2 separate regions of the Mus musculus genome follow, and region 1 is linked to region 2. The links are chromatin loops, found by intact Hi-C in ENCODE. Cell type or tissue: left cerebral cortex. All regions are shown on one strand.

Region 1 (2,500 bases), 130 kb before region 2:
GGAAGGGTTTCTGTATGGCCAGAGGGTTGTCCTCTTCGCGTTGCCCGTGTCTACTACTGGACCTCGGGCACTTCTACACCGATGGTATTTTCAATCAAGATCTCTGATTGGGAATAAGCCACAGGATCTGTATACCTCCTTGCCTTCCCGAGTGTTGACATTATTCTACACTAGAATAGACTAAAAATATGGATGCAGTGATCTGTGCTTCTGCATTTTTAGAATTCTTATTTTCTATTATTAATTCTGTAATTTACTTTTCTACTGCTGGCAATTAAGTGGAAATAGCTAGCTCACCAAGGCAGTGAATCATCGACTCTCCTAACAGTAAGCCAACCGCAGATTGGCTGTCTTTCTCCGAAACATGTTTTTTTCTTTCTTTTTTTAAATATTAAATTTCCCTAAAAATATAAATCTTACAAACTGACAGTAATGAGATACTCATTCAGCCAGTTGTCTGGCTGTAAAGAAGTTGTTGTATCTAAACACTTTAATTAACAAACTAGGTCACTGAATAATTTCAGATGACAAATGGTATATTACATTAGCAGAATGTAAAAATAGTGTATTGTACACAAGCTCATTTTAAACAGGTCTGGGATTAAGAGATGCAAAGCGACACACAGGTTTGCTAACGCATGTGCTCCAGGGACCATTTCCCTGTTTCCTCCGTGATCGCCACGTTCACCTGTGCATTGAGAAGCCTTGTCATTGCCTCTTTTTTTTTTTTTTTAATTTTAAATTTGAGAGACACCTAAGGAGCCACAGTGAGTCGAGGTCTTCCTTCATCCTGATGCTGTTCCACTTCTCCACTAGTTAGATCAAATGATTACTATCTGGAAACAAAATTAGTGTATTTAGTGGCTTCTCTTCTGGAGAAAATGTAGTACTGTTTATGTGACCTTTAAAATGCCTTGTTTCAAGAGTGCTTGGAGTCTTTTATAGTACCCAAGTCTTACTTACTGGCCATCTTGGTTGGGTGGATTTCCTCCTCTATGGCTCCTACGGTTTTGTTTTTAATCCTCTCCATAGAACATTACTGCCTGAAGCATTTTTCGTGTATTTATATCCTCTTAAATCTTTGTTCCCTCAACTACGGTGTATTATTTCTTGGCGAGGAATACTTGAACAACATCCAGTTGAGACCCAATAACATTGCTTAGCTCAAGTGCCTTGCATCCATTCTCGGGGAGCCGTTAGACTGTCCTGTGCTTGGTTTCCACATGGGGTTCACTGCCATTCTTTCCCTAAACCTCCTTACTCCTGAAAAAGTTGCATCGTTAAAATGGCAAGTGCCAGTACTTGGTGGGAATTTCTCGGTTGCTTGATTGCCGTCTTACTTTAGCTTGAACCTGGCACTGTCAGCAAGATCATTGTTTGCTGGTATAACAGGACAAGATCGTCTGGGCAAATTTAGATATCATTGCCCTAGAACCAGAGTAATTTGACAGTATTTATCTTCGTTCTTCTGTTTTCATATAAACTTCTTCTATGGCAGATGCATGCAGCATTACACAGCACAATAAAGGTTTACCAAACGATGGGGTTTACTTCCAAGCTATAGCAAGTGTCTTTCCTAGATTGACAACTTCCCCTACCCCAAATTCCAGCCCAACCTAGTTTTCAAATGTGATTTGACAAAAAAACAAACCAAACCAAAACAAAACAAAAACAAAAAAAAAAAACAAAAAAAAAGTCCCAGCTCAGATTATTTCTTAGAGCGAAATAATGAGATGGCAGCTCATGGAGGATTGAAAATGCCTGTTACTGGGCTCTAGACTATCATCTTCAGAAATCATTTTAACATGATCATGGTTTCTGCTCATGTCATGTCATAATTGTAAGGTAGTAGCTCTGTTGTAGAACCAATAGAGTATATAGAGTTTCATTTTCATATCTATGGAAGGCTTCTTACCCATAAAGTCCTTTATGCATCCCCAGTGCAGATAAAACTACAGAGCTTGGGGGAATACATTGATTTTAAAAGGAAATTTTACCAAGATATAACTATTGATGTTTAAAATAATTCAATTAGGGTAGCTTTATATTTGGGATTTATTTTAATATGCCTTTGTAAACTTTATAAACTTAATTAAGAAATATTTATTTTGCTTTGTATTGCATAAAGTGTTTACAATAAATTTTAACTCTTTGTAAACTTCAGTCCTACTCTTTTCTTGATGAAAACCCATAATACTAACTTATCGTTTCTGGGTTTTAAAAAAGGCAATGATATGCATATTAAGGAATTTCATTTCAACCTCATTGTCAGCAAAATGTTCAGGCTTCCTTGACTGGATAAGTAGTATTTAAGTGAAGTATATGGCATGTCCATTGTGTTTGTGAAATATGAGGTATAATAAATGAATTTAAGCTTTAAGCAAATGAATGAGTTCAAGAGTGGTTGAAACAAACTAATTTGAACTTATTTGCTCAAAGATAGCACACTGATCTATCATTTGTGGGGTAAGAGGCTATTCTGGTCTAATTAGCACCTTAG
Region 2 (2,500 bases):
TTCCACGTGTTAGAAAGTTTTAGCTCTCAGCAAAACGAGTCTTCTCTCATCCACGAAGAATTCTCCATGCCCTGACTAATGCCTCCGTAATCCCCATGCCTAACCTCACATTCTCCAACCCCCCCTTTTATGACTCTCTTTAAACCCCCAATCCCAGTCAGAATCAGTTTCCACCCATACCCTAGCCCCTTCTTTCTGCACAGCCCAAGTTCCTTTCTGCCACTCCTCTGAATGTCCATACTCACTCCCTATGGCCTCTGCTCACTAAGTCTGTGTCACATCCCTGCATCCAAGTGCGGCAGTTGCGATAGGGTTGCTTCCAGACTCGTGTGATCACTAAACTTAACCTAATGTGTCTGACAAACCACACTGCGATTCTGTAATGATACGCCTTGCTCCCTGCTACCTAAGCCACTTTTTCTTTAAATCGCTGAGACATCTGTTTTCCCCTTCATACAACGCTGAGAAAAACTGAAGCAAGCAGGAGGCGATCCACAAACTCCTACTTGCACGGCTCTCTTGGTTCCGTGAATCACAGAAGCCCATGGAGCCCGTGTTCTATTTCCACATCACCCGGCCCAGCCTCCCACGCCTCCCTTTCCTAAACGCTTCCCTTATTCGCCTTCTAGGACCTGATACTTCTTTGGATTCCTTCTGCATCAATAGCATCTGCTTCCTTGTCTCTGTGACTACATCCTCTTTTTCTCTGTATGTTAGCAATTCCAGAGGCCACGCTCTGTCCTTGCTGTCTCTCTCCACTCACTTGCTCTGATGTTTCCTGCGGCTCATTTTAAGCTGCGCCTTTGTACCACTGGCACACACGTGCATATTCCTAGAATTCTATCTTCATGGCAGCTCCCCGTGACTGCTTGGATATTTACCGGGCAGCTCCAATTAAATGAAAAAGCAAGCTCATGATATTTTGCCCACTCCTAAACATAACCTCTCTGAATCTTGTATCTTCATTCATGGGTGTCTCATTCTTTCAGTTCCTCATACAGAATACCCTCATATCAGGCTGGGTTCTTTTTTCTCTCACTCTGCATTCTGTCACCCTTTAGTTCCATATGTATCTTTAAACCCAAAGCCTCATAGCCACCATACATCCCCCATGAATCACTGCGGGAGGCTCCCGACTGCCTTCTGTTCCTTCTGCAACCCAGCTGTTCTGAACACATTGCACACACCCAACACAATCCTGTTACCTCAGCCCGTCTAACAATCTCTGTTCCCTCTTATGAAGTCTCTCACTCCTCTCCTTAAGACATACTCCTTCACTACCTTAAGACATACTCATCTCCTTACTGTCTGTTGAGGTCTGACATGTGTGGCTCCAACCCAGAGGGCTTATCTTTGTTTATCTTCTGTCTGATACACTCTTTTTGCCAAAATCATCATGTATAGTAGTTTGGGATGGCATTTGTTGTCTCTTAGAGATGGTATAACACACCTCCATGCCATTCTGGCATGCATGGTCTCCATTGAGAAGTCAGGTGTTATTCTGATGAGTCTGTCTCTATGAGACTTGGTCTTTTTCTCACAAAGCGTTTAGTAGTCTTTCTTTGTTCCGAACATTTGGTGCCTTGGCTATTTTATATCACGGGGAGTTTCTTTTCTTGTCCTGTCTGTTTGGTGTTCTGTCTGCTTCTTGTACCTTGGTAAGCATATCTTTCCTTAGACTGGAGAATTTTTTTCTATGGTCTTATTAAAAATATTTTCTGTTCCTTTGACCTGGATTTCTTCTTATTTTTCTATGCCTATTATTTACAGATTTGGTTTTTTCATAGTGTCCCAGATTTACTGGATTTTTTTTTTTTGATTTAACATCTTCTTAGACTGAGCTATTCATTTCTTCTTCTTTGTCTTCAAGATCTGAAATTCTCTCTCCCATGTCTTATAATCCCTGGCGGGGTTTACCTCTGAGGATTTTGTTTGATATCCTAAGTTTTCTTATTTCCACTTTTATTCCAATTTGAGTTTTCTTTAGTGATTATATTTCTACTTTTATGTCTTGAGATGCTTTCAGTATTTCATTTAAATGTTTGTGTTTTCATTGTCTTTATTAAGGCATTCATTCATATTCTAAGGTCTCTGGATATATTCATAGTTGTTATTTTGAAGTCCTTGTCTTGTGTTTCACCCAAATTACATCTCTTGGGGGGGGGGAGTCTCTTGCTATATAGGGTTTCTGCCTTCTGGAGGATGTATATTGTCTTGGCAGTAAATGTTTGGTTTTGCATTGGGACCTAGGCATCTGGTGTAATGATGTTTGAAGGATTTCACAGTGTGAATATATGGCCTTGTGTTTGTTGGCTGGATGTTCTGTTCAGTGGTTTCTGTTGTAAATTCTGGATCCTCGGCAAATGTGATATCTGTGGGGTCCCTGGTAAAGACTGTTTTTGTGGGTCTGTGAGTGACACAAAGGAGCAGGGATGGGGACGAAGGAAAGGCTGAGAGGGGCTGCAGGAAAATGTTAGGTGATGTGGGTCTGCACCAAGAA

Evidence for each region. Peaks named below come from ENCODE experiments on the same cell type or tissue, not always from the same donor. Only the 100,000 strongest peaks of a DNase experiment are listed, where the experiment ranks them.
Region 1: it touches region 2 in a loop (2.8-fold over the local background); 3 of 42 quality-filtered maps call a loop at or near these places.

What each region holds. Positions count from the first base shown.
Region 1 is chr3:127,158,851-127,161,350 of GRCm38, reverse strand. The region is part of intron 1 of Ank2 (ankyrin 2, brain); the gene reads left to right. Gm16958 (predicted gene, 16958) reads right to left here and starts at 46. Exons shown (of 3, transcript NR_105030.1): 1 at 1-46. In left cerebral cortex, no CTCF peak of the experiment used is centred here; DNase peaks (open chromatin) are centred at 255 and 1,213; H3K4me3 peaks cover 2,500 bases; H3K27ac peaks cover 2,391 bases.
Region 2 is chr3:127,033,829-127,036,328 of GRCm38, reverse strand. The region is part of intron 10 of Ank2 (ankyrin 2, brain); the gene reads left to right. Among named protein-coding and RNA genes, the nearest start is that of Gm25501, 30 kb to the right of the region's middle. In left cerebral cortex, no CTCF peak of the experiment used is centred here; DNase peaks (open chromatin) are centred at 9, 553 and 1,132; H3K27ac peaks cover 2,093 bases.